Regions from separate parts of the Homo sapiens genome. Here region 2 is linked to region 1. Evidence: chromatin contacts called from ENCODE POLR2A ChIA-PET data. All regions are on one chromosome and are shown on one strand. The core of a region is the stretch at or near the end of the contact, and the rest is flanking DNA. Distances in the headings are between cores, read along the strand shown.

Evidence for each region. ChIA-PET counts read pairs that join two places held with the same protein, here RNA polymerase II (POLR2A).
Region 2: POLR2A ChIA-PET joins it to region 1 with 20 read pairs in BJ. The contact joins two enhancer-like sites. POLR2A ChIA-PET finds 5 or more read pairs at or near these places in 4 of 52 experiments (BJ, K562, OCI-LY7 and 1 more).

The regions. Positions count from the first base shown.
Region 1 is chr7:117,008,009-117,012,273 of GRCh38, reverse strand. All of the region lies in intron 1 of ST7 (suppression of tumorigenicity 7), which reads right to left. Among named protein-coding and RNA genes, the nearest start is that of MIR6132, 10 kb to the left of the region's middle. RefSeq lists a silencer at 149-198 and an enhancer at 1,189-1,268. Within about 2 kb of position 2,918, at least 2 of the 41 ENCODE cell types and tissues checked have a DNase peak (open chromatin) inside an H3K27ac peak, as active enhancers do.
Region 2 is chr7:117,155,773-117,160,018 of GRCh38, reverse strand. All of the region lies in intron 9 of ST7 (suppression of tumorigenicity 7), which reads right to left. Among named protein-coding and RNA genes, the nearest start is that of ST7-AS2, 12 kb to the right of the region's middle. RefSeq lists a silencer at 611-991. Within about 2 kb of position 2,263, at least 7 of the 41 ENCODE cell types and tissues checked have a DNase peak (open chromatin) inside an H3K27ac peak, as active enhancers do.

The sequences.
Region 1 (4,265 bases), core at 1,669-4,168:
CTAGGTTCTTTCCAATAAAACCAAATCTACAGTGGGCCAAACAGTTCAGTTCCGAATTCATAAAAATTCTTTCTATATTCTATGATCAATTCCAACATATGAAAAAATTGAACAGAGAATCAGAATGAAAGGGATAATGTTTAGTCATTGTGATAGCTTAAAATGAGAGTGGCATTAGCCAGTAAAGCAGAAATAAGTACTCAAGTGCAGAAAGCTACAACCATAAAAGGACCTGTCCTACCCAAGGCACACTCAGTAACCACTAAATCCCACTCTACTTTTCAGTTCTCCAAATGTCACAGTAGATACTACTTGCCTAGACTCTATAAACACTGACTATAAATTCAAAGCTCAACAGGAGAGCCTTCAACTAGATCCCTCCACCCACCTCTCAAAGAATTTTCTCTATCTCCATCTCACTCTCAGCAAGTGAGACTTGCTGATATGCCTAGATGCCCCCTTCCCAAACAATCACATCATAGTCCTCTCCAAAACGTATAACGTTCACCTAAGTCAGAAGTTCTTCTCGGGTCACCTGTTCTAGGGACCACTATCCTAACCACAATTTCCTGAGACAGCAGTGGGTTGTACTTATAGCATTTGGCACCCCTGAATCCCATCCCAGAGTCCTGCTACAATTTAACCCTTCGTGATCCAGGTTGGAGAAAGAATCATTACTGAATCAAGAGACCTGGAGTCTAGCCAACACGGCCACTCATTACCTCTCTGATCTAAGATAAATTCTAGAACCCCTGTATGTATCTGTTCCTTCACTGGTAAAATGAGGAGGTGGAACTGGAAAATCCCTAAGATCTAGTCCAACTTTAATAATCTTGGACTCTACTTTAAACCAATTACAGTCAGAGGAGAAAACTCAAGTAACTCCTGCTGATACCTACTCCTTTTCTAGCCCCCACTGTCCCCTCTTCTATCCTGCCAGGGCTTTGGGAACAGCCCCTCCTCAAAGGAGCCAGGATGTATTGTCCTAATTCAGCGTGTTTATGTTGGATGCTGATGTTCTGGGGAGCCTCCTCCTGTTTACAGGGACACTGTTCCTTTCTAGGCAGACCCCCAGTAACTCAGCCTGGTGGTAAGTAGACAGATACACACACACACATTAACACACACACACACACACAAAATACTTAAACTGTTGGAGGATCTGCCTACTAGAGGGTTCATGGCTCATGACCTGGTGGGTCACACCTCTTAGGACAATGTGGCCTGGGTGCCAGCAATAAAGCTTCTGAAGGAGACCATTCTTCCAGGACTTGATTGAGACAGCTGGACACAGAGTGTGAAGCTTTTCATAGAGGACAGCTCAGGGGCTGAGACATAGCTCTCCTCTCTTTCTCTTTCATGGCTTCCCTCCCTGGACTAGTGCCTGCCACGCGAGTCCACGGTCCTCTACCCTCCTCAGAGGAGAACGAGCATGGCTTCCACTTCACTCTTCCCTCTTAAATCAGAAAATCACAGCTTTATCATAATATCTTACATCGCATTTCCAAATTATACAATAACCGACTTTGTTATTACACATGTTTTAAAATACCAGGGTTGGATTATAAATGTTCACTCTATTTTTCTGCATTTCAGAAATGAAAATAGGGGGTTTTCCCTCTAGTCTCAATTCTCACCAACATGTGAGAGCTAAGTCAAAATGCCTTAAGGTTATGTCACATCCCAATTTCACCTTATTACTAAGTCAGAACAAACATTATCTAAGATATCTCATCTTGCTGCTCTCCCAGGCCTCTTACCACCCACTCCAGCCTGCATCTGCATCAGCATTTCCTTTTCATGTTTTGTCATCCTCATTGGCTTTGCTTACTGAGCCCCAAGTCTACCTCATGGCCTATCCCAAAATGTGAGAAGACTCCACTAAAAAAAGGATTATCTGGATGCAGAAGATTCCTAGAGCGTATGCCCAGCTCCTCCCATTACTGGGCTCTACTCCCAAGACCTCAAAATTTAAGTAAGCTAAGACAGATGAGCATCTAGCACTAACCAGATAAAAGAACTACCCTATGAAGTGAGGAGAGAATTCAGCTACTCAACTCAATATCATGACCCAGACCAGTGCTCCACATTCTCCATGGCACTAACCAGACTAGTTACTAGCTACCTAGAACCTAGAACCAAGGCAATGGTTCTGAGAAATTGTCAGTTACTTTCACAGATAACAATCATCCTTATTGAGCACAAAAGCATAATTATGACCAAACGCATGAGTAAAACATAATAAAAGATCTGCTTAACCAAACTCCAAACCTTCAGATAAGGGCTCTTTCTGGATACACAACACCTGTTTGTTGTTATGCTTTAAAAGGATGGTGGCAATAGTGGCAGGATCCCCGGTTCTCAGTGGCTGCAAAGCACAGATCTCTTACATGGTTGTAGGGCCACTCCCTTCTTACAGTGGCCTCAAGAGAACTAAAATCAAGTAACCACAGCTGGAAAAAGGAGGTAAATAACTTTTATAAGAGGTGCTGTGTGGTCTCCCTATCACTGATGTTTTAACTCTATCAGAAGATGACTATAAAAAAGGACATTGGGTTTATGTGTTTAAGGTTAGCCAATTAAAAAAAAATATAGCAATTAATCTTGATGTATAATTAGCAGTCATGAGAAACATTACTAAAGTTACTAAAATGCCTGATAAAAATAAGAAAGATTAAGATTTTCGTCCTACAAATATGAATCCAACAATAAATATGCTTATTCATTTTACATCCTGACAGTGATGGTCATTTTATATACATTTGAATCAAAGCTCTAGTGTAATGATCAGAATCAAACTATAGGTTTGTACAACAAACAGGGAGGTACCCAAGCCAGACATATCCCTCTGTAGAAAAGCTTCTTTAGGCAAACCACAGACCTTCCTGTGTGGTTTTGGTCTGTTCACATGATTGGCAAAAGGAACCACTGGAAAATAAGCAAAGAAAGTCATAAAAAATAGTCATGAATGGACTAGTGTGGGTTGTCCCAGAGGCCAAAAACAAAAAAAAAAAAACAAAAAAAAAGTGGAGAAGTTCTTTAAGGAATTTCTTAGCTGTAGCATACAGCTGCAGTTCTAGGTAAGCAAAGAAGATCACAAATTTCCATGGTACTACAAAACAAATCATTCTCAATGTTTTCTAGCAGGAGCTGGCAAATCCTTTTTATAAAGGGCCAAATAGTAAACAGTTTAGATTTTGTGGGACCATCTGTTCTCTGTCACAACTACTCTATTGTTTCAGTGCAAAAATAGTCATAAACAATACATAAATTAATGTAGCCATGTTCCAATAAAACTTTATTTATAAACTTTGAAATTAAATTTCTTGTAATGTTCACATATCATGACGTATTCTTTTGAAAATTTTTCAGCGATTTAAAAATGTTAAAAAAAAAGTTAGCTTATAAATCTCACAGAAACAGGCAGCCCATGGGCTACAGTTTGCCAAACCCTGTTCAACAATATTTACTGTGGTTGATTTGACCTTTCTCTGCAAGAGCTCTAATCTTCAATTAGGTCTCTGCCATTGACAAGACTCACGAAGATAATGGAATCCATCAACAACTGCCTGATTGCATCAGGGTCAGAAATTCAAGAAAAGTTTCATCCCAATTCCCTTCATTTCTGATGATACTATGAACAATACCTCATTCCCTATCACATTAGAACTGGTGATAAATGCTCAATTTCTGAGAAATTGTCAACTACTTTCCCAGATAAGGAAAACCACATACCTCCAATCCACATACATCTCTAGCCCTTGAAGATTATATAAAAATGGAAATCATGGGCTAAGATTTCCAAGTCTCTTCAATTATATTATAAGCCAGGAAAACTTTCTATAAAACATACTCATAGTGTAGAACACAAGTAATAGCTAGTTTGTCTGAGAAAATCTGACCCTGTTCACCAACAATTGCTGAAAGGGAATTCTTGAGAAACAAGAAACAGACTACAATCCTAACTGCACAGTTAATTAATTTGGTTAGACATTTCACAACAGTATCACTTCATTTATGAAATGAAGAACTTAAAATTATTTCTGAGGTTTTTTTCTAGCTCTAAAATACAACAATTCTGTAATGAGTTACGCTGATCATGATACCTACCTCATTAAGGGTTTCGGCAGATTTCTATTAAAGTTCACATGGATGACTTTTTTTGTCATTAGCCTTCAGATAAGAAGCAGATAATTTCCTCTCTGCTTTTTTGTCTCTGGTTTTTTGAAAGGCTATTGAAAATATATTTCTAATCAAGACAACTG
Region 2 (4,246 bases), core at 1,014-3,513, 150 kb before region 1:
TGTTGGCCAGGATGGTCTCGAACTCCTGATCTCAGGTGATCCACCCGCCTCAGTCTCCCAAAGTGCTGGGATTACAGGCATGAGCTACCGCGCCTGGCTTGCTTTTTTGTTTGTTTTGTTTTTTGAGACGGAGTTTCTTGCTCTGTCGCCCAGGCTGGAGTGCAGTGGCATGATCTCGGCTCACTGCAACCTCCGCCTTCTGGGTTCCAGCAATTCTCCTGCCTCAGCTTCCCAAGTAGCTGGGACTACAGGTGTGTGTCACCATGCCTGGCTATGCTATATGTGAATAGTTTTCATTTTTTAGTTGCACAATAGAACATAACTCGATTTATTTATTTTAAAATAATGTACCAAATAAATACTTGGTAACATAATTAGCCTTTCTATTACAAAAAGACCACAGTCCCCATATCAAGCTTTGAATGAAAGCATATGATAAAGGCCTGTTTTCTATCAGCTAAGTCATTCTAAATAAATCTTTAAACATGCTCACTATCTAGCATAGTTCTGTTTATTTATTGCCCGCTATCTTCTCCACACTGGTAATTGCTTTCTCCTGGCAGCAAGAAATTTATATGCCCTGTTTTGCCCAAATATTACAGCTCAAATAGAGTGAAAACGCTAACTCTCCTGTGAGTCCTCTAATACCTATGGGGAAGAACATGGGATGGGCCAAGGATAGAATTTCAGTTTCAATTTTACATCATCTGGCTATTGTCAGTTCAAGTTTATTTCAATGGAAGAATCTGAGGCACTTCTGAGGTTAACATTTATGAGCTCAAATGGGAAAAAAAGGCAGAGTTAATTCACTGGATTTGAAATACTCTATGGACATAATTTAGAACTACGGTCTGTATGCTTTTTCTCAGCTGACTTACAGGATGAAAACAACAGTTTAAACCTTTCAAGTTTGATTTGTATCTATTTAAGCATTTTATTAGTTCAGCTATGCATGTATTGTTCCTTGAGTGAGAAAGGCAATGGGAAAATTCTTACATACTTTAAGGCAGAGGTAACTAAAAGAGATCCTCAGCCAGCCAGATTCCTACTGAGGTCAATACAAGCTTGGGCTAATTAAAGTTTATAGAATTTGGCCTGTATCATATTCAAAGAGCAGATACTATTTTGTTATAGTTGCAAGTTTGACATTATTTAATTATAGTTTCAAATAAAGGCATAAATAGAAAATAGAAAAGACACTGTATAATGCATGGTTATTATTTTGCCAGTAATTTTTACTGACACTAAGGGCCATGAACAGAAGAATGAATTGTTTACCAGAGTCCTCAGAGGCCCACGAGAGTTCCATTTATACAGATCAGTATAAAATGCAGTACTGAGTCCTGAGAGGCCTAAACATACACTAGTAGAAAATGTCATTTTTCACAACTAATCTAAATATTAAGCTGCATCCATTGAAAAGTAATATGGTCAATATATGATCCGCATGTTCACTAGTTCACCAGTTAACAAGTTCTTCACTGAACTGAGCGCATTAAGTAAATGCATCCATCATTGAGAACTAAAGAGAAGTAACAGTTGCAGGCATGCTGATGATCTTCCAATGAGAGTTTTGTATCTCCCAAAGACTCAAAGGGCTGGAAGGTTATCTAAATAATTATCTACTTTTCCTGTCAAAACTGTGATCCGTTTAGTCCAAAGAGGAAGCTTTTCCTTAAAAATTAAAATGAATGAGACAAGCTTTGCATTTATGCACAGCCCAACAAAAATGTTTTCAGTGTAAAACTTCCTTTTCCGTTTGTTTCTCAATCAGATAAAAACAACAAGCAAATCTGGTCAAAACTTGGAAATCTTCAAAGATTGTCCTCCACTTCTACCTGCCTCAGTGACAATTCTTTACCTAACTTTAAGACATCTAAGAACTTTCCAAAATCAAAGGTCTGACAGCACCACTGTTTTATCTATGTTATTAGGGAGGAAATTTCTGTACTCTAAACTCTATGGCAAACTGCAGTTTCACAAACCCCAGAGTGAGGTTGTTGGGGAGGAGGGCAGGAAAGAAGCTGGTCTCATGCTGTCTTGGGGAAAAGAACGATTTATAACCTCCTCAAAACTGATGGGTAACTCTGAGTAAAACATTTCTTTCTCATCTTAAACAGCTTAAAACAGGGCTGTGTCCTAGCCCGGAGATCATGAACAAACCCGAGCAATTTGATGCATATTTTGAATGGCTTGGAAGCAGGCCCACAGACAGAGGGCGATAAGCATTCCTCCCCCTCTGTGATGACATGGCACTGCTCTCCTGTGCCAAGAGTGGCCTCAACAAGCAGCTAACCACACTGGCCAACAATTACTGTCAGAAAGGACTTTTTATGCCAAAACCACTATCATTGTGTTTGGCAGGCATCCTTCCACATTCACATGGGTAATAGTAAATAATTCTATTCAGTAGATTAATGCATATGGTTATCTGGGGCACAGTTAACAAATATTCATGCTGGCAGGCATCTCATGACAGGGTCATGCTGAAAGTTAACTATTATAGAAGATTCTTCTATGGCAATAGGCAGAAGGTTGGTACTCCAACCTCTGACATTCATCTACACACTGCTCTTCACTTTGCCTTCTAACATTCTCTTTGCTCCCCAAGTCTTTCCACTGAACCCTCCTGGAATCTGAGTCCATGAAACACACATTCCCCAACACGTCCACATGCTATTTACAGAAACCAGCCTGAGTTCACTGCTTCTTTTGCAGCTGTTGAGTTACCCCAAAAAACTTTTGTCTATGAGGCAGGATGTAGGGCTGGCTTCTCCTCGTTGCCCAAAGTGCATCCAGATCATTAATGCTCAGCCCTTGGGCAGCAGTTCTTGCCCCTCAGAAGCTCATGCCATCATGTTTCCAGCACCTGCCAGCATTCTCTTACCATGTATTCTACCAAGTAACAGACCCGCATACACTGAAGATTTTGGTATCTGGCTACATATTCTTACTCTTGACCTTAAGCCTTACCCTCCACAAAGATAATTTCAGTCTATGTGAACATCCCATCTGGTAACCTAGACTCTTAGTGTTTTACCTTCTCAAAATAAGAAGACTCCATAGTCAAATTCCAGACCTTGACGTTATCTAGATATGTTCCTTTAAAATTCAACTGTGCAATGCTCTGACCATAACATACTGCTCTCCGGTTATCTCACACCATTACTCCCACTAAACTTCCTCTGTAATTTCACTGAGACCACCAGTGCCTTGTCCTCTCTACTTTTTTGTTCTTATCTTTCTTGGGCCACTCTCATTTCTGTAAAAATTCTTTTTTCTTTAAGCCCCCATGTTAACACACTTTCCTGGTTTTACTCTTGCCTTTCCAGCTGCTCCTGCTCAGAAGCCACTGGATGCTTCTCCTCTGTCAATGTTGGAGACCACTGGGACTCACTTCTTAATCTTCCCTCTTCTCTATCTCTCCACATACATGATCCTATTCAACATCATGGCTTTAAATCCTGTATATGTTGATAACTCCCAAACTCCTCACCTCTGAGTTCCAGGCCTCCATCCAATTTCCTTCCTGCAATACCTACCTGGAGCTATAATAGGTATCTGAAACTCTACATGACACAAGCACAATGCCCACTGTACCATTTAAAACCCGTCCCTCTCCTAGTCATCCTTCTTTCAGTAAATGGTATGACCACCACCAAGTTGATTAGGCTAAAAAGCTGTGCACTTTTAACTTTCCTTGATTATACCATTTCTTTTTTTCCACAGCCAATCTATTCGATTCATTTTACAAATAGTTACTGAGTAGTTACTGTGTATCAGGCACTATTGTACTGGGATACAGTAATAGGCATAAAAAATTCTTGTCCTCATGAAAATAGCATTCTGGGGAAAGGAAAAATGGAAAATAAGCAAATAAATAAAATCCATAGACTGTCAGATCATGATAAATTTTGAGGAGAATAAGTAAAGCAGGGAAATGGGTTCGTGAATGTTGGTACAGCACAGGCAGATGTGATTTTTAAATATAGCAATCAGGGAAGGTAGGATTGCAAGGTGACACATAAACAGAAACTGGTAACAGAGCAAGTCATGAGAATGTCTGGAAGAGAAGCATGCTGGGGAAAGCTTCCAGCAGTGTAAAGTTTCTGAGGTGGGAATGAGTGGTGTATTCAACAAATGCAAGAAGGCCAGCATGGCTGGAGCATAGTGAACACAGCAGCTGGGCTGTGGACAGCCTTGTAGGCCACTTTTAGAGTTTAAACTCTGAGTGAGATGAGAGGTC